2 separate regions of the Homo sapiens genome follow, and region 1 is linked to region 2. Evidence: read pairs that join two places in POLR2A ChIA-PET (ENCODE). Cell type or tissue: OCI-LY7. All regions are shown on one strand. Each heading gives the region's core, and the rest is flanking DNA. Links, peaks and the distances in the headings are about the cores only.

Evidence for each region. ChIA-PET counts read pairs that join two places held together with the same protein. Peaks named below come from ENCODE experiments on the same cell type or tissue, not always from the same donor. Only the 100,000 strongest peaks of a DNase experiment are listed, where the experiment ranks them.
Region 1: POLR2A ChIA-PET joins it to region 2 with 5 read pairs; 3 of 35 experiments call an interaction of 5 or more read pairs at or near these places.

The regions. Positions count from the first base shown.
Region 1 is chr15:28,143,931-28,151,930 of GRCh38, forward strand. HERC2 (HECT and RLD domain containing E3 ubiquitin protein ligase 2) reads right to left here. Exons shown (of 93, transcript NM_004667.6): 71 at 2,307-2,414; 72 at 743-874; 73 at 147-305; 74 at 1-61. Among named protein-coding and RNA genes, the nearest start is that of OCA2, 49 kb to the left of the region's middle. In OCI-LY7, for the core only: no CTCF peak of the experiment used is centred there; no DNase peak of the experiment used is centred there.
Region 2 is chr15:28,087,943-28,103,980 of GRCh38, forward strand. It overlaps OCA2 (OCA2 melanosomal transmembrane protein), which reads right to left and starts at 11,373. Exons shown (of 24, transcript NM_000275.3): 1 at 11,282-11,373. RefSeq lists an enhancer at 10,668-11,320. In OCI-LY7, for the core only: a CTCF peak has its summit at 11,017 (motif pointing right); a DNase peak (open chromatin) is centred at 8,239; H3K4me3 peaks cover 1,445 bases.

The DNA of each region.
Region 1 (8,000 bases), core at 1-8,000, 52 kb after region 2:
CCAAATTCAGTTGTAAGCAGCTTCCTCAGTCTCTGAAGGGCCCACATTCTGTGACTGGCAGCTGAAATGAGCAGAGAGAAAGTATCAGAAGTCTGATGGTTTCTTCCAAGCAGGAAGACAGATGTAACTGTAATGGTGGCATTTACCTAGGGCACTCAGCTGTGCACAAGCTGCCAGCGAGGCCGCAAGGCGAGGGACGATGCTTCTGTTAGAGGCAAGGTTGAGTCGGAAGTCTAACAGACACGTCACCAAGTCCATGGATGGACAGGAGAGGACGCAGCGGTCAGAGAGGAGTTCTTTAGGGCCTGTGAATGAACACTGTAAACATCCCCGGGTTTCACAAGCTAGGTACCACCCCATAAGAAGCCGCCAACGAACAAGGGTGGCTCCACCCAGCCCCACCCACCAGAAGGCAACAGCTGGTGTGCCCACGCATGCCACTGCGAGTCGGTGAGACTCGCTCTTCACACTCACATTTCCACTGTAAACCAAAAGCCTAAGAACTGCACCAGCAACAACTCCTTCCACACCAGGTGAGGAGGAGTGTGAGCCTGACAGCTGGATGGCTGGGACAGATCTGTGTTCTGTTCCACGCCTCAGCAGGGCCTGTGAGAGCACTCACTCCAACACAGCAGAAGGCAGGCTGTCAGGCACTACGTGGACATGTGCACGTGTCCCTGTTGCTCCAGAAACAATCCACAGCCAGTCATCTAACCTTGATCGCCATAAGCCCCTTCCTTACCAGCAGCTGGCATGATGGGATAGACGGTGAAGCGCCAGCCCCAGCCATTCACAGACCCATCGCTGATGAACTTCCACTTTAACTCATCCCCTGGGATGCGCAGCTCGCTGGACCAGTCGGACCACTCTCGGCCTGCGGGAGGAAAGCGCACCCCGGGGTTAGCTTCACTCCATCATCCAATCAACACAAACCTTCTTAGACGCAAAGCAGAATGATTTCCGTCACGTGTGAAGAGCAAGTTCCTCCAATCCAAGCTCTCCCAAGCCGAAGTGCACAGTGACACAACACTCTTGGGATTCACATTTTAATACATACCATTCTTCAGCAAACACGCATTCAGCCCCTGTACCAGGTACCCAGGAAACTGCGGCAGGCGGGCAGACACTGCCCTGGCAGAAGCCACCACCCAGTGGGGAAATGACCCCACCAGCCAGGATACAGTGAGTGGCCTCCAGGTGTCCAGCACACACCAGGCCAGGGGCCATGGGGACATTTCCCGGGAAAGCTCTGATACAACCAGGTGACCAGGCAGCAGAAGGAAGAACCCTAGCTCTCCCAACAAAAGGCCTATGTGTGTGGTTCAGCACGGCCCAGAGTAGGCCGCCCTCGAGGGAGCAGAGGGCCTGGCTGCTGTGGACAGGAGCGGTGGTGTACTACACCTAAGATCTACAGGATCTTAGAAGGCCAAGAGAACCCTGCCAGATTTCTGCTTCAGAAGGACCATCTGCCAGCAGCTCAGGGATGGCCCATAAAGGCTTTCCACTGGATGCAGAAAAACTCACATCCAACAACACTACTGAAAACTACACTGGCAGACATCTGTCAAAGCACCAGAAAAACCCACGCCCACTGGGACCATACCATTTCATGCAAAGCTTTACTTAACTAAGTAACACTGTGTGAATAAAGTTTTCCTGGGACACAGCCACGCCCATTCTCTGGCATCCAGTCTGCATGTTGTTATGACAGAGGCTGCATTACCTGGCCCTTTACAGGAAACACTCGAGATGAAGGATAAAGAGGTCTTAAAAGGTGCATACACACACCCCTGCACTGCCAATTCTAAAATACTTGGTAAAAGACCATTTCACAAGCACCCAAAGACGGTCCTGACCTGTCCCAGCTGGCCTCATGGAGCCCAGCAGCAGAGATAAGCCGGACATGTGGCTGCCTCCACCTACATACAGAAGTCACTCCACACATGGCCATGCCCTCACTGCAGCCAGTAAGAAACAAACCTTTTGAAGAAGCTCTGCAGTATGCCAACCATGACCTTACACGAGCTCTGGCACCTCACACGTCTCCAGCACCTTCTGCAACTGTCTGATGAGGCAGGGCCCATCCGACAGGGATGTGGTACATACATCACAGATAATTACTGTATTTAAAAGTATGGGAAAGAGGCAAGCAAACCCACTGTGTTTCACAGCTGAATAGCATATTGTCCCTTCCTTAAGACTTCCATGAGAATACGAAGGCAGCATTCTGTCCTACAAATGTGAAGGGTTGTGTCTACGGAGACACAGGTGGGTAGATCATGCCCTGCTCAACCTCCTGTCCTTACCTGACCGCACGGAGACGATCCTGTTGACGCCGTCCATGACTGTGAGAGGGTCGTGGCGCCTCTCTGTGGAGCACTGCCGGTCAAATTCTACCCTGAGTCCTTCTGCACCTGAAGGACAGGCAAGCACAAAACATAGCAACCACTCCAGATCAGCACCCAAAGTAGAAACAGTGAAACTAAAACCACATTTAACAGCTAATGAATAGCAGAAAGTCAGAAAGAACTGGCCTCAAAGACAAGCATCTCAGACTGACCACTCTTTCCCCAGCTCATCCCCACTGAAGATCATGTCTGTGGACTGGAAGGCCAGAAAACACTTCCACTTGGCCAATTTGTTTTGTGCGGTCACTCCCGGGCAGACTTTCCTACTGCAACCACACTCCCCTGATCAAGCTTTACAGCGAACATCACACTGACCAGGGGCTGTGGGAATGCCCAGTGTGCAGCCAAGTCAGATGGCAGCTGTGGGTCACCTGGGGAGTGAGCGGCATTGGAGGTGAGGAGCACCTCAACTTCTGGCGTGTCCAGAGAACTGGAGAACCGCTTGGTGTGGAGAACCCGCACATCTGGTGTGAGAGGTGTGCGAGCAGAGGCACAAGAGTTTTCCTTCAGGCTGGAAGATCTAGCAGAGGATGGCACTGAGAGGCCGGGAAAGAGGCAGGGGAGGAAGGAGGGAAGAAGGAGGGACGTGGGGCAGGGGCTCAGGTCCTCTCTTACGGTTACAGGGTTGACAGGCTTGGACTGGTTTTAAGATACTATCTCTGCATGCTCTGTTGGGAGCTGATTCTGGGGGGGCCGCAGGAGGTGGGGAGTGGAAGCAGGAACACAGGGAGGCAGCTAGTATGTGGTTGCTAGGATGATAAACTGGGTGAGACCCCGCGGTGCTCTAGCCCAGAATGTCTAGAGTGAGGGAAAAATGGTTGAATTTGGAATATATTTTAAAAGCAGAGAAAACAGGATTTGCTGGTGGACTAGATATAAAGCGAGAGAGAAACAGAAGAGAAAAAGGGTCACAAGATTTTCGTCTAGGAAAAGGCTGACTAGAAATACCCTTTGTTCTTTAAATTTCTATCATGAAGTAATAGCTTCAAGTTTAAAAATGCTTTTCTGGGCCAGATGTAGTGGTACACTCCTGTAATCTTAGCACTTCGGGAGGCCGAGGCAGGCAGCTTGTTTGAGCTCAGGAGTTAAAGACAGGCCTGGACAACAGGCTATATATTTTATTATATATTATATATTTTAAAATATAAAATTTTAAAAATTAGCTGGGCACGGCCTATAGTCCCAGTTACTCAGGAGGCTAAGGAAGGGGGATCGCTTGAGCCCAGAGTTTGGGGCTGTAGTGAGCCACGATCGTGCTACCATACTCCAACCTGGGCGACAAAGTGACAAAGCTTTTCTGAATCTCACACCTCATTCTAAAAGTTGAAGAAAAATGATTTCACAAAAAAAGTGAGTGAGATAAAAGTATAAGACCAAATACAATAAAAAGTTATTGTTAGAAAAAGGGAATAGGCTGGGTACAGTGGCTCACACCTGTAACGATCTCAACACTTTGGGAGGCCCAGCTGGGAGGACTGCTTGAGCCCAGGAGTTTGAGACAAGATTGGGCAACACAGAGAGACTCATCTCCACAAAAAATAAAAATAAGTTAGCCAAGTGTGGCAGCACAAGCCTGTAGTCCTAGCTTCTCGGGAGGCTGATGGGGAAGGACGGCTTGAGCCTGGGAGGTCGAGGCTGCAGTGAGTCAGAATCACACCACTGCACTTCAGCCTGGGTGACAGAGCAAGACTGTGTCTCCAAAAAAAAAAAAAAGAAAAGTGAGAATAAGGAACAAAATAACATCCCCACAGGCAATAAAAGCAGGCCAGAAAGATACACCCACAAAACACATCAACCCTGAACATTTCAAAACAAATTGAGTGAAATTAGAAAAATGATACAAGACATGAAAGAACCACATAAATCAGACTTACAAAAACCAAAACATTTTATAAAGCTGAAGACAGAATTACAATAAAACTACATTCCAATGGAGACTAAAACAGAGTGTAAAATCAAATAAACACAGCAGATGCTACCTTAAGACAAATAGGAAAAAAGGAGGAAATTTTAAAAAAAGAAACAGAGGTAGAAAGTACTTGAAAGAGAAAGTAACCAACATTAACTCTAAAAGGCATGAACTATGCAATGCATGGAGAGTTACCAAGTGTCCCCAGAAAAGACTGCTAAGCAAGGCTACAGAACAAACACTGCAGACTGTAATTCAAGAGAACGTCCTGCAAAACAGACTTGGGACGACAGACTAAAGGAGCACCCCTTACCCGAGAACATCACCGAGAACGGCCGCATGAACGTACATTCTGGTGAAATCACCAAAAAAACACATGCGGCTGCTAACCGAGAACGGCCACACGAACGCACATTCTAGTAACACTACCGAAGAAACACATGCGGCTTCTAACCGAGAACATCACCGAGAACGGCTGCATGAACGCGCATTCTAGTAAAACTACCGAAGAAACACATGCGGCTTCTAACCGAGAGCATCACCGAGAACGGCCACACGAACGTACATTCTAGTAAAACTACTGATAAAACACACGCAACTTCTAACTGAGAACATCACTGAGAACGGCCACACAAACGTATATTCTAGTAAAATTACTGAAAAAACACACAACTCCTAACTGAAACATCACCGAGAACGGCCACACCAACATACATTCTAGTAAAATTACCAAAAAAACACACACGGCTCCTAACCGAGAACATCACCGAGAACGGCCGCACAAACGTACATTCTAGTAAAATTACCGAAAAAACAAACGAGACTCCTAACCGAGAACATCACCAAGAACAGCCACACGAACGTATAATCTAGTAATATTACCAAAAAAACACACGCGACTTCTAACCGAGAACATCACCAAGAATGGCCACACGAACGCACATTCTAGAAAAATTACCGAAAAATACACGCAGCTCCTAACTGAAAACATCACCGAAAATGGCCACACGAACACGTGTTCTAGTAAAATTACCGAAAAAACACACGCAGCTCCTGAGAACATCACCGAAAATGGCCACACCAACATACATTCTAGTAAAATTACCAAAAAAACACACGCGGCTCCTAACCGAGAACGTCACCGAGAACGGCCACACCAACATACATTCTAGTAAAATTACCAAAAAAACACATGCGGCTCCTAACCGAGAACGTCACCGAGAACGGCCACACCAACATACATTCCAGTAACATTACCAAAAAAACACACGCGGCTCCTAACCGAGAACGTCACCGAGAATGGCCACACCAACATACGTTCTAGTAAAATTACCAAAAAAACACACGCGGCTCCTAACCGAGAACATCACCGAGAACGGCTGCACGAACGTACATTCTAGTAAAATTACCGAAAAAATACATGCAACTTCTAACCGAGAACATCACTTAGAATGGCCACATGAACGCACGTTCTAGTAAAATTACCGAAAAAACACACGCGACTTCCAACCAAGAACGGTCACACCAATGTATATTCTAGTAAAATCACCGAAAAAACACACGTGACTTCTAACCAAGAACATCGCCGAGAACAGCCACACGAACGCACATTCTAGTAAAATTACCAAAAAAACACATGCGACTTCTAACCAAGAGCATCACCAAGAACAGCCACACGAACGCACATTCTAGTAAAATTACCAAAAAACACACACGGCTCCTAACCGAGAACATCACCGAGAACGGCCACACGAACACACATTCTAGTAAAATTACCAAAAAAACACACGTGACTTCTAACCAAGAACATCACCTAGAACGGCCACACAAACGCACATTCTAGTAAAATTACCGAAAAACACACACGGCTCCTAACCGAGAACATCACTGAGAATAGCCGCACAAATGCACATTCTAGTGAAATCACGAAAAAAACGCACGCGGCTGCTAACCGAGAACATCACCGAGAATGGCCACATGAACGTACGTTCTAGTAAAATTACCGAAGAAACACACGCGGCTTCTAACCGAGAACATCACTGAGGACGGCCACACGAATGTATATTCTAGTAAAATTACTGAAAAAACACGCGGCTTCTAACAGAGAACATCACCGAGAACAGCCGAATGAACCCACATTCTAGTAAAATTACCGAAAAACACACACTGGCTTAACCGAGAACATCACCGACAACGGCCACACGAACGTACATTCTAGTGAAATTACCAAAAAAACACACGCAGCTTCTAACCGAGAATATCACCGAGAACAGCCACATGAACGTATACTCTAGTGAAATCACCGAAAAAAACACACGCGGCTTCTAACCAAGAACATCACCGAGAATGGCCACACGAACGTACATTCTAGTGAAATTACCAAAAAAACACACACGGCTCCTAACCAAGAACATCACCAACAACGGCCACACAGACATTCTAGTGAAATTACAGAAAAAACACACGCGGCTTCTAACTAACCGAGAACATCACCGAGAATGGCCACACGAACGTATATTCTAGTAAAATTACTGAAAAAACACACGTGACTTCTAAGGGGAAAAGATGTTATCATTATCATACTTTCACAGAGGAAAAAGACATGATCCAAGGCTTTAATATCCAGAAAAACTACCTTTCAAATTTGAAGGACAAAAACTCTCATGGACAAGTCTGATCTCAGGGACTAATGAGGAATTCACTAGAGTCCACTTCAGACCCCACGAGGACCAGTCAGTAAAACTAAGACTTGAAGACTGAAAGAAAGTATAGTATGTAACAGCTATTATGCTCTTGTAGATGCAGTATAATTATTTTAATAAATTCGAGAAAATTAGGGCATATTCTAAGATTTTTAAGAATTTCAGTAATTATACTGATGTTGGCAGTATTGAAATTATATCCTAAGTCTGTCGTGTATGAAATGTGGTTATGTAAAGCAAATGAAAAATCATGAGATATTTTATCAAACACTCTTGGAACCAGGATTTGATATGGAAGAAAGGAGAGACAGATGTAACAGAAGAAGTACAGACCCCATACTTTTGAATTTGAGTAGAAGGAATCAGCATATTAGCCAGGCAAGGTGGCATGTGTCTGTACTCCTAGCTACTCAGGAGGCTGAGGCAGGAGGATCACTTGAGCCCAGGAATTCGAGGCTACAGTGAGCTATAATTGCACTACTGCACTCCAGCCTGGATGACAGAGCAAGATCCTATCTCTAAACAAATAAATACATAAATAAAATATAAAAAATAAATAAAAGGAAAAAATTTTTAAGTATCAGTATGAACTCAAAAGAATCCAGGGCAGACCCCAGGTGAAGAGTGGCAACCTACAAAAAACCGAGGACACCTTGTGTAGACTGCCTGGACGCTACTGAAGACTACCAGAATCACTTCGGGAGCTACACTGAAGAGGCTGCCACTGTCTAGAAACAGGATAATCTCAGCTTCAACAAAGATAATAACAATAGAGTAAAACAATCACATATGTTCCAAGCCATGAGTTCATAATAACATTAAAAAAAAAAACAGGTCACCTTCAAGAAATAATAGGAAACCAATTCATTCTCTGGTAAATGGAAGAAAGAATCAAGCTTTTATCTTGTCTTTCTCAGGCAAACAGCACCTTGAACAACTAACTACAGGATGAAGGGAAATGCCTCTTTACAGGAAAGTATT
Region 2 (16,038 bases), core at 4,092-12,091:
TCCTAGCTACTTGGGAGGCTGAGGCAGGATAATCATTTGAACCCAGAAGGCAGAGGTTGCAGTGAGCTGAGACTGCACCATTGCACTCCAGCCTGGGCAGCGAAAGCGAACCTGCATCTCAAAGGAAAAAAAAAAAGGTAAGTCCAAGCAAGATTCTTAACAGATGCATCATGTGCTGTTTTCATTCAGAGAATGCAAGTGCTTAATGGAAATAATTCTGTCATCTACTGTTGATAGCATGCTATTGAATAACATTTATACGTAGGTAAATATGTTTTCCCTCTCCTCTTGATTTTCCTAAATTCTGTTGAATGTTTGAAGCAAAAATTTTAACACTCCTTGATGTGTTTATTAATGTATGCAGAGGGAATCATCAAGACAATTCTATAACAAATGAGAGAGGTAAAGGATGTAAAAGGAGGTACGTTTTCTTGATTTTACTCAAACTGATAAAATGATGGCATCAGTAGACTGTGACAAGTAACATGTATATATACTTTAATACCTAGAACAATGACTTTAAAAGAGATACACCAAGAAACATTATGGATAAATTATCGGGGGAAATTCACCCCCGATATTTCATGTAGGTTCTTTTCTATTTTCCCTAAGTGTCGGCTGGTCTGAGAAATAAAGGGAAATAGTACAAAAGAGAGAAATTTTAAAGCTGGGCATCCAGGGGAGACATCACATGTCGGTAGGTTCCGTGATGCCCCCTGAGCCGTAAAACCAGCAAGTTTTTATTAGTGATTTTCAAAAGGGGAGGGAGTACATGAATAGGGTGTGGGTCACAGAGATCACATGCTTCACAAGGTAATAAAATATCACAAGGGAAATGGAGGCAGGGCGAGATCACAGGACCAGGGCAAAATTAAAATTGCTAATGAAGTTTCAGGCACATGTTGTCTTTGATGACATCTTAATCAGGAGACAGGGTTTGAGAGCAGACAATCGGTCTGACCAAAATTTATTAGGTGGGAATTTCCTCATCCTAATAAGCCTGGGAGCACTACGGGAGACCAGGGCTTATTTCATCCCTCATCGACAACCGTAAAAGACAGACGTCCCCAAAGTGGCCATTCCAGAGGCCTCCCCTTAGGGACACATTCTCTTTCTCAGGGATGTTCCTTGCTGAGAAAAAGAATTCAGCGATATTTCTCCTATTTGCTTTTGAAAGAAGAGAAATATGGCTCTGTTCCTCCCGGCCCACAGGCCACCAGACTTTAAGGTTATCTCCTTTGCTCCCTGAACATTGCTGTTATCCTGTTCTTTTTTCAAGGTGCCCAGATTTCATATTGTTTAAACAATTTGGGCAGTTAACGCAATCATCACAGGGTCCTGAGGTGACATTCATCCTCAGCTTACAAAGATGATGAGATTAAGAGATTAAAGACAGGCATAGGAAATCACAAGGGTATTGACTGGGGAAGTGATAAGTGTCCATGAAATCTTCACAATTTATGTAAAGAGATTGCAGTAAAGACAGGTGTAAGAAATTATAAAAGTATTAATTTGGGGAACTAATAAATGTCCATGAAATCTTCACAATTTATGTTCTTCTACCATGGCTTCAGCTGGTCCCTCCATTCGGGGTCCCTGACTTCCCGCAACAACAAATCAAAATGGAATTCTAAAAAAAATGTTCAATTTACCCATAGCCCTAACATATCAGAAAAAAATGCATTACATGTAAATGGTCTGAATACATCAACTAAAAGACGGATTGGCAGAGTGAATTTAAAAATATGACTCAACTATGCAAGGTCTATAAGAAATTTACTTCTAAAATAACAGTATATGGGTTCACATGGACATAAAGATGGGAACAACAGACACTGGGGACTACTGGAGCAGGGAAAGAGGGTGGAGGTCAAGGCTTGAAAAACTACTTATTGAGGACTGTGCTCACTACCTGGGTGACAGGTTCAGTGGTACACCAAACCTCAGTGTCACACAACATGCCTTTGTAACAACCTGCACATGTAGCCCCAAATCTAAAATAAAAGTTGAAAAATAAAATTAAATAACAATATAGGTAGGGTGCAAGTAAAAGGATGGAAAAAGATATATCATTCAAGCATCAATCCAAAGAAAGTAGGAGCGGTTATATTCACGTAATATATGCTAAACTTCAAGGCAAAGAAAATTACCAGGCACAGAGAGAGACATCTTGTAGTGATAAAAAGGTCACTTTACCAAGAAGACATAGAAATCCTAAACACATATGCACAAAACAACAGAGCTGCAAAATATCTAACACAAAAACTAATAGAACTAAAAGGAGAAAGACACATTTATAGTATAGTTTTATAGTTAGAGACTTAAACATTTATCTCTCAGCAATTAATAGAACTAGACAGAAAATCAGTGCAGTTATAGAAGAACTGAACAACACCATCAACCAATAGAATATAATCAATATTTATGGAACACTCCATCCAACAACAGCAGAATATTCTTACAAAGTGCCTACAGAACATACACCAAGATAGACTACACTTTGGACCATAAACCAAACCTCAACAAATTTAAAAGAATTGAAATCACACAGAGTATTCTGTAGCCACAATGCAATCGAATCAGAAATAAGTAACAAAAAGAGAGGAGGAAAATCTGCACACTTAGAAATTAAACATACTTCCAAATAATCCAGGATTCAAAAAGAAAGTCTCAAGGGAAATCAGAATTATATTGAACTGAATGAAAGTGAAAATATAACATATCAAAATTGACAGAACACAGCTAAATCAGTGATGGGAGGAAATTTACAGCATAAATGCTGGTATCAAAAGGAGAGCAAGTCTCAAAAATAATATAAGCTCTCATCTCAAGAACCTAGAAAAAGAAGAGGAAAATAAACCCAAAGCAAGCAGAAATGAGAAATAATGAAGCTGAGATTAAAAATCAGTGAAATAGAAAACAAATCAACAAAAACAGTAGAAAAAAATCAATGAAACCAAGAGCTACTTCTTTGAAAATATCAATGGAATTAACAATCCTCTAGCAAGACTGGCAAAGAAAAAAAACAGAATGACAGTTATTAATGTCAGGAGTGAAACAGGAAATACCATTACAGACCCTGAAGACATCAAAGAATAATAGTGGTATATCAGATTGCCATTTTACAACTTTACATACATAACTTGGAAAACTTAGTGATTCCTCAAAAAGCACAAATTACTATAACTCACCCAATATAAAATGGGTAATGTCAATAGCTCTGTAATTTCTATTAAGTAAATTAAATTTGAATTTTTACAGAAGAAATCTCTAGGGTCAGATGGTTTCACTAGAGAATTCTACCAAACATTTAACACCAATTCTATACAATCTCTTCCAGAAAATAGAAAATGAGGTATACCTCATCAGTGAGTTTTATGAAGACAATATTACCCTGATACCAAAATCAGATACAGTACAAAGAAAAAATACTACAGGCCAATATCTCTTATGAATATGGTGCAAAAATCTTTAACAAAATATTAGCAAAGGGAATTCAGTAATATATCAAAAGAGCTACACACATAACTAAGTAGGGTTTGTTCCAGGAATGCAAGGCTGGTTCAATGTTCAAAAATCAATCAATGTTGAACATGGAGCTACCATATGACCTAGCAATTCCACTTGTAGGAATATGCCCATGAGAAATGAAAACATATGTCCACACAAAAATGTGTACAATAACATTAATAGGATCATTAGTCATAATACCCTAAAAGTGGAAAGCACCCGGCCCTGCACGGTGGCTCACATCTGTAATCCCAGCACTTTGGGAGGCTGAGGCAGGAGGATCACTTGAGGTCAGGAGTTTGAGACCAGCCTGGCCAACACGGCGAAACCTCGTCTCTACTAAAAATACAGAAATTAGCCAGGCATGGTGATGGGCACCTGTAACCCCAGCTACTTGGGAGGCTGAAGCAGGAGAATCATTTAAATCCAGGAGGCGGAGGTTGGAGTGAGCTGAGATCGTGCCACTGCATTCCAGTCTGGGTGACAGAGCAAGACTCCATCTCAAAAAAACAAAAGTACAAACAACCCAAATGTCCATTACTAAATAAATAAAATGTGGTATATACACACAGTGGATTATTTGACAATAAAAATGAATGGTGTCTGACACATGCTAAAACATGAATAACCTTTGGAAACATGCTCAGTGAAAGAAGCTAGTCACAAAAGGCCACATATTGCCTGACTCCATGTATATATAAAATCTTCAGAACAGGTAAATCCATAGGGAAATAAAATAAAATAAATTAGTTGCTGCTTATGGCTAGGGGAGGGGATAGGGTTGGAGGGAAATGAAGAACAAATGCTAATGAATGTGGAGTTTCACTTGGGTTAATAAAAATGCTCTAAAATTGATCATGGTGATGGTCACACAACTCAGTGAATATACTGAAAAAAAACATTAAATTGTACATTTTTTTTGAAACAGGGTCTCTCTCTGTAAACCAGGCTGGAGTGCAGTGGTGCAATCACGCCTCACTGCAGTCTTGTCCTCCCAGGCTCAGTGATCCTCCCACCTCAGCCCCCAAGTAGCTGGGACCACAGGCACACACCACCACACTCAGCTAATTTTTTATTTTTAGTAGAGATGGGGTCTTACTATGGTGCCCAGTCTGGTCTCAAACTCCTGGGATCAAGTGATCCTCTCACCTTAGCCTCCCAAAGTCCTGGGATTACAGGTATGAATTTGTACACTTTAAATGGGTGAATTATATGGTATTTAATTATAATCTCAATAGAACTGTGAAAAATATCAAGCAATGTAATCTACCATATTAAAAGCTAAAGAAGAAAAATCACATGGTGATATCAATTGATGCAGAAAAAGCATTTAACAAAATCCAACACCTATGCATGATAAAACAAAAACTCTAAGAAAACTAGGAATAGAGAGGAACTTCCTCAGACCTATTAAAGAACATCTGCAAAAGACATAGAGCTAACATTACGCCTAATGGTGAGAAACCTGAAGCTTTCTCAGGAAGACAAGGCAAGAATGTTCCCTCTCACCACTCCTAAACAATTTTCAAAATTCAAAAGTAAACAAAAAAAAAAGTAAAATGGGCAAAGATTTCACTAAGGAGGATATGCACACGGCAACTAAGCACGTGAGAAGACATTCAAGATCGTGAGCCATTAGGGAAATGCAAATTAAAACTATGAGCTATCACTGCACACCTATCAGAAAGGCTGAGATAGAAAACAGGCCAGGCGCAGTGGCTCACACCTGGAAGCCGAGGCAGGCAGATCACCTGAGGTCAGGAGTTCGAAACCAGCCTGACCAACATGGTGTAACCTCGCCTCTACTAAAAATACAAAAATTAGCCAGGTGTGGTGGCGGGCGCCTGTAATCCCAGCTACCGAGGAGACTGAGGCAGGAGAATCACTTGAAACCAGGAGGTGGAAGTTGCAGTGAGCCACTGCACTCCAGCCTGGGCGACAAGAGCAAAACACCGTCTCAAAAAAAAAAAAAGAAAGAAAGAAAAAAGAAAACAGAGACAACACCGCCAGCTGCCTAGGACTCGAGAGGGTGGTTCACTCCTGCATCACCAATGGGAATGTAAAATTGTACAGCCACTCTGGAAAGCAGTTTGACAGTTTTTAAAAAAAAACTAAAATTGCAACTACCAGCCAACAATTGCACTCCTGGACATTAATCCCAGAGAAATGAAACTTTCATTCACACAAAACCCTACACGCAAATGGTCATAGAAGCTATATGAAAAATTGGAAGCCACGCAGCCGTCTGTCCGTAGGGGAGTGTGAAATAGGCTGCGGTGCATGCATGCCGGGAAGACCACGCCACAATCAAAAGGAACAGACAATTCATACACAGCAACGTAGAGGAATCCAGAGTGAAAATCCTCAGTGAAAAAAAGCAAGTTCCAACAGACTATTTACTCTGATTCCATGACTACAACATTCTTGAAACGGCAAAGTTATATCAATGGGGAACAGGTTAGTGGTTGTCCGGGGTTGAGTAGGGGCTCTCGTTCCACCTCACTTCCTGCCTCTTCCCTGGGAGACAGAGGCCTCTGCTCACCCAGAACTCTCCCTCTTTCTCACACATTCCTCATCCAGTTCTTCCAAACACATCCTAACTCCTCCTAGTCCCACCTGGTCATCGCCTCTCATGCAGATGATGGAGCACTCCAATCCCACAGCCTGTCCCTTAGGGGACCCCAACACCCTAGCACACAGCCTGTCTCCTAGGGGACCCCAACACCCTAGCACACAGCCTACCTCTGGGGGACCCCAACACACTAGCACACAGCCCGTCCTCTGGGGTGACCCTCCCTTCACCCCAGCCCGTGGCTGCACTCTCACGGGAACCACAGCTTCAGCCTGGCTTTGCTTTATTGGGCCCCATGCGCTTGACTTGCCTAGGGCAGGGCCACCCTGGGCAGAGCTCCCGCCCGTAGGGACACCTGCAGCTGGCGGGAGAGGGGTAGGGGAGCTGTAAGCCGGCGGCACAGGGCGGAGTATGCCACAGCCCCAACCCACCCCTCCAGGTCCTCCCCGCGATGGCGCCCAGGACCCTCCTTCCAAGCAAGACTCACACCGAAGTCACCAAATTTTAGAAAGAAAAAATAGATAGTTGTGGCTTATTTTTAGAAAAAAAAAATAGATGGTTCAGAGTCGGTGGAACCTTCCAGTCCTCACACTCAACCCCAAATCGTTCGTGTGGGCTACTGCCGGCCCTCTCTCCGGCTCTGCGCTCTTTCTGCCTGCAACCGTGCCCCCGAACTCGGGCCCTGCGAGGTGGGGGTGGGCCCGGGCCCCTCCTGCCGCCCCTGCTGCCAGCACCGTTCTCTCCGAGGCCCTCAACGCCCCGCCGTGCCGTGGCCTTCAGAGCGCGCCAGACGCTCACCAAGCCTGCCCGAGCCCCGCCTCCCGCAGCCGTGCCCAGGGCGGAGTGGGGCGACGGCACCGGTGCCAGGACCGACAGAGGCCAGGGCGCGGCGCCGGGCGTGGTCCTGACACCTGCCCTGCCGGGAAGGGGACGGCGTTCCACGCCTGGGCCCTTCTCCACTGCGTACAGGAGCCTGGGTCACCTGCTCGGCCCAAGAAAAGGCTCCAGGCCTGCGGGTGTGAATGAGCAGCAGCCAAGAGAGCGGTGCTGCCGGCGCTCAAGCTAGGCCGGGTCACCGCCTCCTGCCCAGGTCCAGGCAGCCCCGGCCTTTCCCGCTGGTACTGGCACGCCCGTGGCCGCACGGCTGAGTGCTCCGGGCATGGTGGGTCTGCGGGACTCGGAGCAGAGCTCGAGCTGGCGGATCCCCGGTTGGCGCCCGGCGGGAGGGCAGGAGTGGCCCAGCCAGGCCGCCCTGCGCACTCCCCGCCCGGGTGCGCCCGGGGGACCGCGGCCCTCCCACCCCGCCCCTGTGAAACGACAGCCGGCAGCAGGCGCCGCACGCCGACTTCACAGTGGCGGCGATCAACAGCGTGTGGAAAACAGCTTCTTCGTAAATCTTAAGAACATTGTGGCCGGGCGCGGTGGCTCACACCTGTAATCCCAGCAATTTGAAAGACCAAGGCGGACGGATCACTTGAGGTCAGGAGTTCGTGACCAGGCTGACCAACATGGAGAAACCCCGTCTCTACTAAAAATACAAAAATTAGCCGGGCGTGGTGGCGCGTGCCTGTAATCCCAGCTACTCGGGAGGCTGAGGCAGGAGAACCGCTTGAACCAGGGAGGTGGAGGTGACGGTGAGCCGAGATGGCGCCATTGCACTCCAGCCTGGACAACAAGAACGAAACTGTCTCAAAAAAAAAAAAAAAAGAACATTGTTCTTCGAGTTCTTTAAATATCTGACATAATACCGGCAAGGAACGAGAAGCACCAGGTTTAGGCGCTGAGGTGAAAATTTGGCTGTTGAAAGGCAGTCCCTCTGCAGCCAACTCCCCTCTGGTGGACAGTGTCTAACATCCAGAGAAAACACCCGTCACTGAACGCTCCCCTCCCCACAAAGCGCTGCTTGGCCCCAAATCGTCCCTAATGCGCTGCTCAGCCCCAAGGCGTCCCTCTGAGCGAGAAACCGCCCCTGGCTATGCTTGCAGGGGCCTGGCTGGGTCCACAGGGCATGGCTGTGTCTCTCGGAGCACGGCCCTTCTCTCCGGGGGCCTGGCTGCGTCTGCAAAGGCGTCAATGTGTCTCCGGGGGCGTAGCTTGTCTCCGGGGCGTGGTCGTGTCTCCGGGAGGTGGCTGGTCTCGGGGGCGTGGCTTGTCTCCAAGGCGTGGCCGTGTCTCTGGGGGCATGGCTTGTCTCCGGGGCGTGGTTGTGTCTCCTGGGGCGTGGTCGTGTCTCTGGGGCTTGGTAGTGTCTCCGGGGGCATGGCCTGTCTCCGAGGTGTGGTCGTGTCTCCGGGGGCGTGGCTTTTCGTTGGAGGTGGTCTGTCTGTGTCGGGCGTGACTGTGAGCCGGAGGCGTAGCCGTGTCTCGGGAGCCTGGCGGTGTCCGCAGGAGCGATGCTGTGACCGTTGCATTTGAAGCATTCCTTCTAGTTCCCGGATCCCAGGGAGGGGGCAGGAGAAGCCCTGCGGCCAAGAAGGCCTGAAGAAGCCCGTCCAGGGGTCAGCCTCCTCCTCAGCCGGTCCTGGGCTGAGACAGGGGTGTCCCGCTGAGGGCAGTGTAGGGTGCGGTGCCCCCACCCCACTTCGGGCCTGGACCGAGACCGCGAGTGTGACCGTATATCCCTTCAGGTGGATTTTTCAACATGTGAACTTGGTTAAAAGCTTCTAGAACGTTAAGCCAAACATCGTGGCTTTCCATCCGTTTTCTGTTCTTGTTTGAAAGAGTACGCCTCCTTCCAGCCTGGGAGGAGGGGCGGGGCCCGGGAGAGGGCCTCGGGAGGCCGCGGGTGGGCTCTGCCGAGGGCCGCGTTCGCAGGGCCCCCCGGGACTGGCGGCCCCGCGGCAGGCCAGGCGCACCTCTCGGGGAGAAACGAGCAGCGCCAGCAAACGCGCAGCCGGGCACGCGGCCGCCCAGCCCCGCTCCCAGCCCGGGGCCAGGACCCCTCCCCGCGGCGCCGCTGCCGCAAGCCTCCTCTGCTACCCCAGCTGCGGGCAGTTTGGCCCGGCGCTGTGCCGCTGTAGTTCGGTGTCCCTTCGCCCATCCTGCAGGCCAGCTTGGAAACTGTGTCCCATGCTCCTCGAAACACCGGACCTGCTCCCCGCCGCCCTGCGGAATGCGCCTCCTGGCGCCTCAGTGGGTGGCCGGGCCGAGAGCACAGGCGCGCCAGCCACACCTCCCCACGGGTCGGACCCACACGGACCCCGCCGCGCTCCGCCGAAACTGCGCGGGTCCCGCGGGTGGCCGGCGCAAGAGCCACAGCCCGCGACAAGCCGGCTGCCTGCAGGTCAGTGACAGAACCCCAAATGGAAACTGCGGAAACCCAACAACCAGCGAGTGAGCTGGTAGAGCCAGCGGCCCCAAGGAGCTGAGGGAGCTCCGGCTTGTGGAGTCTCTTCTCACATTTCCAGCATATGGAGAATGCCACACTGGGTCAGCCCCTGCCCCAGATCCTGCCCCCTGGCCTCCAGGCTCTGGGCTTTCCTCCCCTCTGTGGTAGCCTTTATCTCCATTGCAAGCCATCTTTCCACTACTAACAGTTAAAAGCCTCCCCTTTCTCTCTACTCTCCCAAGAAACCTCATCCTCACCTGTGGACAGGTGGCCGCCCAACTCTCTTCTGCAGCTCAAACCACTGTGTCCATCTACCTCTTTGTGTCCCTAGACATAAAGGTACCCAAAACTCCCAGAGTGCTGAAGCCACACCTGGCCTTTCCCAGGGGCCCACTGATCCCACCATCCATCACCCATCACCAACTGGGAATCCCCCCTGCAGCTCACCAGTGCTTCCCTGCCCCGGCCTGGCAACCACACTCAGTGGGAAGGCCTTGGCAGTGGCTTTCTTCAACTCCCCAGCTGCTCCCAACCCCCCAGCCACAGTGATCTTTCCAAAATGCATATGGCCTCAAACTCAAAATATTTCCTTGCTGCCTGCCACTCCAGCATAGAAACGGGGACCCAGGTGACACAGGTGTCATGCCGCTGGGTTTCCAGGGACAGCCAGGACCTCCCCATTCCTGGTATTCCTGATATCCTCAGATCTCAGCTGCTCCAGGGGCTGGAGGTTGCGTTCTTCTCATAAAACAAGAACAGTATAGGCATTTGCTTTTCATCAGTGTAATGAAACTTTAGGGACTTATGATCCTAAATCACATTACACCAATGTGAACTGCACTCAAATTGTTGTAAACTAAATTTGCAGAACAAGCAGTTTTTGTGCAATTCTTTGCAGTCTACTCAGCTCTTTCATCTCTGTGTTCAGGTTCAATCCTCATTAGTTCTTCTATGAGAGATAGTTATCCCCAGATGCGTTCAATGCTCAGCTCCTTGCCCTGGCAGGCCCCGTCCCAGGGTCCTGGATGGCAGATGCCATGCCCGCCCCGCGAAGCTCAGGCTCACCAAGCAAGCAAACCGCAGCTGGTTTAGGTAGACAGCAGCTGCCCACAACTGCTAACAGCCTCGGGTTTCTTTTCCTCAGAATCACTCACCCTAAATCTACACATTGTAGACTGTCACATTGGTCTAAGTAGTGCTCCTCAAAGTGCACTGCACATTAGAGTCACCTGGGGAGCTTCACCGCCGGGCCCCAGGCTCTGATTCGCCCAATGGGAAGGGAGCACCGGGCACTTGTCCTGAGCCCCTGGCCCCTGCCTGGTTCTGCAAACCCAGAGCGTCCACATACCAGGCTTCCTGTGCTTAACATTGTGTCCTTGAAAAGAGCTAGCTGCACTAATGCCCATTGATTTCACTGTGTGTGACCACAGTAAAGAGAAGCAGCTTTGAGGGATTTAGTGTTTTCACTCCAGTGCATTCCATTCTAAGGAAACGCCTGACCACGGCTCATGGCTAGGAGGCCCCGCAGTGCCAGATGCTGCCCTGGAGTTCAAGTGGAACATTTGCTGTCTGAACCTTTCCAAACTCCCCCCACCCATGACCTCATGGCCCACCAGGGGGCGACTTTTTCCTGGGTCGCCTGGCAGAGAGCCGGAGGGGGTGCTCAGGGGGCAGCTGCTGCAGGCCCAGGCGGACTCAGCCGCGCTAGGTCGGCTCCGTCGCACCCGTCTGTGCACACTAACCTTTAGGGGAACTTGCCTTGCTTCCTAAGCCGCGACTCAGCCGGGGCTGTGTAAACCCTCCCTGCCTGTTCCCAGGCTAGTCTGGCTCCTCGCCTCCTTCCTCCCGACCGCGGAGCACGTGCACTTTACCTGCGCACTTGCAGATCTTTCTCCAGGAGTGAGTTTAAGGTCCGCACCTCCGCTCTGGATGGTGAGCGGAGCACAGCCTTCGAAGTAAGAACTCAGAGGGAGCTCGGCGCTCCCGCAGCGGGTCCCCCACCCAGGCACGCCCCCGGCCCGGCCCCGCCCACAGCACTCCCCACTCGGCCCCGCCCACAGTGCGGCCACGCCCGTAGCACGCCCCTCCCGGCCACGCCCACAAAGCTGCCCACATGGCCCCGCCCACAGCTCGCCCGCTCCGCACCCCCGGCCCCTCAGCTCCCCAGCCCCCGGCGGCGCGGGCTGAGAGCAGCTCCGTCTAAGGCCACGCCGCCCCGGCGTCCCCGACAGCGCTCTCCGCGGGGATAGTTTCCAGCTTTACCTCTAAAGAGGCGGCCCAGGACTGCGGACAGGCTTTTCCCTATGAACAAGAACGGGGAAATGCTCAGTGAACATTCTGTTCCCTTCAGAGCTCTCCCAGCGGGCACTGAGAGGCCCTCCAGCTAGGACGCCAAGGTTACACTTGCCGACAGCCCCTCCTGCAGCACAGACACACACACGAGATACACAGACACACACAGATACACAGACACACACAGATACACACAGACACACACACAGATACAGAGATAGACACGATATACACAGACACAGATACACAGATACACATACACAGAGACACACACAGAGACACAGCAATACACAGACACACAGATACAGGACACAGATACACAGATGACACACAAGGACACATGCAGATACACAGACACACATACACAGATACACACAGACACATGCACAGATACACAGAGACACACACACAGGCACAGAGATACACACAGATACACAGATATACACACAGACACAGATACACAGACACACACAAATATATACAGATACTCAGACACAGATACACAGACACAGGTACAGACACACAGATACAGATACAGAGATACATACAGATACAGAGATACAGAGACACACACAGATACACACACGGACACACACAGAGATACACAGACACAGATATACACAGGCACACAGATACAGACACACAGATACACACATGCACAGATACACACAGATACAGAGATCTACACACAGAGATACACAGACACACAGATACGCAGACACAGAGATACACAGATACATAGACACATACAGACACACACACAGATACATGCACAGACACACACGCAGATACACATATACAGATATACAAACACAGATATACGCACAGACACACACAGATACACACACAGATACAGACACACACACAGATACACGCACAAACACATGGAGACAACACAGCTACAGACACACACACAGCTGCAGTGGCCAGGCCCTGCACAGGAATTGGCAGGAAGTAAGAGGCTCCATCCACAGTGTAACAGCAGAGCTGAAAGAGATCTCATGCCTTATAACAGAGCACATTGCACAGCCACAGGGTGGGCCAGGGGTTGCCCTGGTAGCAGGGACCGAGGATGTCCTCGGCATGGCAGGCTCCAGGACACTGAAGTTCCCAGCCAGGGCCCTGACAGCAGGAGAGCCCGAGATCTCTGAGACCACATTCACTGTCGCATGTGCAGACCCCTCAGTTCAGACCGCCGTGTGCGTTAGGTGTGGATATGGCTGGCAAGCAGCCTGCATGGTGACCCCCATCCTTGTGGGATGGCGGCTCCAGGGAGCCTGTGACCACCGATGCACCAGTTCCCGTCCCAGAAATACTGTCTCCTCCTCGCTCATCACTGCACCTGCTCCCCTCCCAGTGCCTCAGGGACACTGTTACAGGGCGGGAAGGGGCTGGGGCACAGAGCCCGGGGGAGGCTCCCTGAGTGGGCAGAAGGCTCTTGGTGTGCACGCAGATCTGTCGAAATGCGGGCTTTGAAACGCCAGCAGGACAGCTGCGGCCAAGCGTGTGGCTCTCTGTGCCTTGCAGGTCACAGTTGTTTTTGTGTAACTGCTGAATGTATGGGGAAGGAGCAACCCTACCCCAGCTCCAGGGATAGACCCTGAGTGGCCACAGTAATGGAGGAAACCCAACTTCCATGCCAGGGACTGGCTCGGGTGAGCCAAATCTATGTGTCCCAGCCCTGGCGGCAGCTGAGGGGTGACAAAGCCCCCCCGCGAGCCGACAGGCACCCACACCCAGCACAGCCACATGCTCACTGTCTCTGGGCTTCTTAGCTGCCGTCAATCAGTCCCCTTGGTTGATTGACCCTCAGGGCCAGATGGGGTTTCCTTTCCTGGTGGCTGAGAGTGAGTGTTGCCTGCAGATGCATCAATGGAAGCCTGTGTGTGACTCGAACAGCCAAACTTGCCTTCAAGGGGCACCGTGCTTCTTCAGTTACAAGTGATTGGGGCCAGTCTCAGAAATGATGTGGTTTCTCCTGAGCATGAAGATTTGGGTCCCAAACAAGATATGATATAGAATTATACTTTTTTGGCTGGCCAAGGAAATTCCAGAAGGAAATCCCAAAATAAGGTCCCCCTAAATGTTCTTGGCAAAGAACAGCACCATTGGAATCAGATATAAAAGCCAAAGGTGGCTATTTCCAAGCAGAGGGCTGGGATGCGGTGTCGCTTTTGTGTACGTGTATGTGCATATTTTATGTTTGTGGGTGACCCAGTGAAGGCACCCTTGGCTTCTTGCCCTGGACAGGCAGTTGTGACTCAGAGGACAATGGTCCAGGAAAGTGAGAAGCTCTCAGAATTGGGCAGGCCTGAGGGTGCAGGAAAGCGCTGCCTCCCCAGACCACAGCATCCAGAGAGAAGAAAGCGCCTCCCAGCCCAGCCCTCCAGCCCCGTCATGGGGAAATCTGTCTACAGCTTCCCTTTATGAATCCTTCCCCAGGGGTCCCCGGGGCCACCTGCTGTGCAGGCCTCTGCAGTCCCCAGTCTCTGCCTGTTCCTGCCATGGTTCAGCCCACAAACCCTATGCACCCACCCCTGCCCGAAGTTGGCTTGATTCAGCAAGCATTCTGTCAAGTTCCCAGATCCTGCGGGTCTGGAATTCAGAAAGGCACAGTGGAAACAGCTCGTCTGCTCCCCACTGCAGCCAGGGCAATGTGAAAGCTGGAAATGACTGGAGTCTGGAGGATCCGGAGGTGCACTTGCTCACTCTAGGGCGGGTCTGTCGGCTCTGCCACGTGGCCCCTGCACCAGCTCTTGGACTTCCTTACAGCATGGCAGCTGGGGCCCAAGAGACAGGAAACAGAAGCCACCAGTTCCTTAGGGCCTGCACCCAGGACTGGCAGGTGTCATTTCTGCCATATTCTATTGGCCAAGCAGTCAAGGAGCCCAAGGAAGGACACAGACACCAGTTCTTGAGGGGAGGAATGTCAAAGAACATTGGAGCCATGTTTTTTGTGTTTGTTTCTGTTTTTGAGACGGAGTCTTGCTCCGTCGCCAGGGTGGAGTGCAGTGGCGTGATCTTGGCTCACTGCAACCTCCGCCTCCCGGGTTCAAGCAATTCTCCTGCCTCAGCTTACTGAGAAGCTGGGACCACAGGTGGGCGCCACCACACCCAGCTAATTTTTGTGTGTTTAGTAAAGATGGGGTTTCACTATGTTGGCCAGGATGGTCTCGATCACTTGACCTCATGATCCGCCCACCTCGGCCTCCCAAAGTGCTGGGATTACAGGCGTGAACCACCGCGCCCGGCCAGAGCCATGTTTTAAAGTTACCACGGCTTTAGGAGGCAGGAGCTGCATAACATGAGGGCATGATGCTACCTTCTGAACTTAAATTCCGGACTTTAAAGACATGTTTAAATGTAATGAGCTGTGGAGTCACAGGAACTCCCATTCATTGCTGGTGGGACCGCAAGATGGTACAGCCACTTTGGAAGACAGTTGGGCCGTTTCTTACAAAACTAAACACTCTTAGAATATGATGCAGCAACCAATGTTCCTTGGTATTTACCTAAATGATTTGAAAACTTATGTTCACCCAAAATCTGCACACGGGTGTTTATAGCAGTTTTATCTGTCATTGCCAAAACTTGGAAACAACCAAGATGCCTTTCAGGAGGTGAATGAATAAACAAACTAGGGTACATTCAGACAATGGAATATTTATTATTCAGAGCTAAAAAGAAATGAGTTATCAAGCCATGAAAAGACACAGAAGAACCTTAAATGCAGATTACTAAGTAAAACAAGCCAATCGGAAAAGGCTGCATACTGCCTGATTCCAACTAGATGACTTTCTAGAAAGGTAAAACTATGGAGACAGTAAAAACATTGGTGGCTGTCAGGAGCTAGTGGGGAGCGGAGGGATGACTAGCTGGAGGGGATTTCAGGGCAGCGGCCCTAGTCTGTATGATACTGTAAGGCGGATACAGGGCATTAAACATTCGTGCAAACCCACAGAAGGCACTGCCCGAGTGAGCCTCGATGTAACCCGAGGCCTCTGGATAATGCTGGTGTGTTGGTGTAACCCATGGGCCAATCTGGTGGGCAGCATGTGCACTGGGGCAAGCTACATGTGTGGGGTGGGTGTATATGGGACTTCTCTGTACCATCTGATCGATAATGTCTTTCTTTTAATGAATTAGAGGAAAATAGAAAGTCTCATTTGTCTGTGGGGAAAAAATCAATTTTGAAAAGTGAGTGGGATGGGCAAAAACTCCAGGACTGACTCAGGAATAAAAACGATTATAAACTTCATCCTGAAGAGGGTGGGTCCTGTGACTGGGAGGGGCTGGCCCAAGTCCCGGGTCATCCTGAGCTGAAGGCTCCATGCGG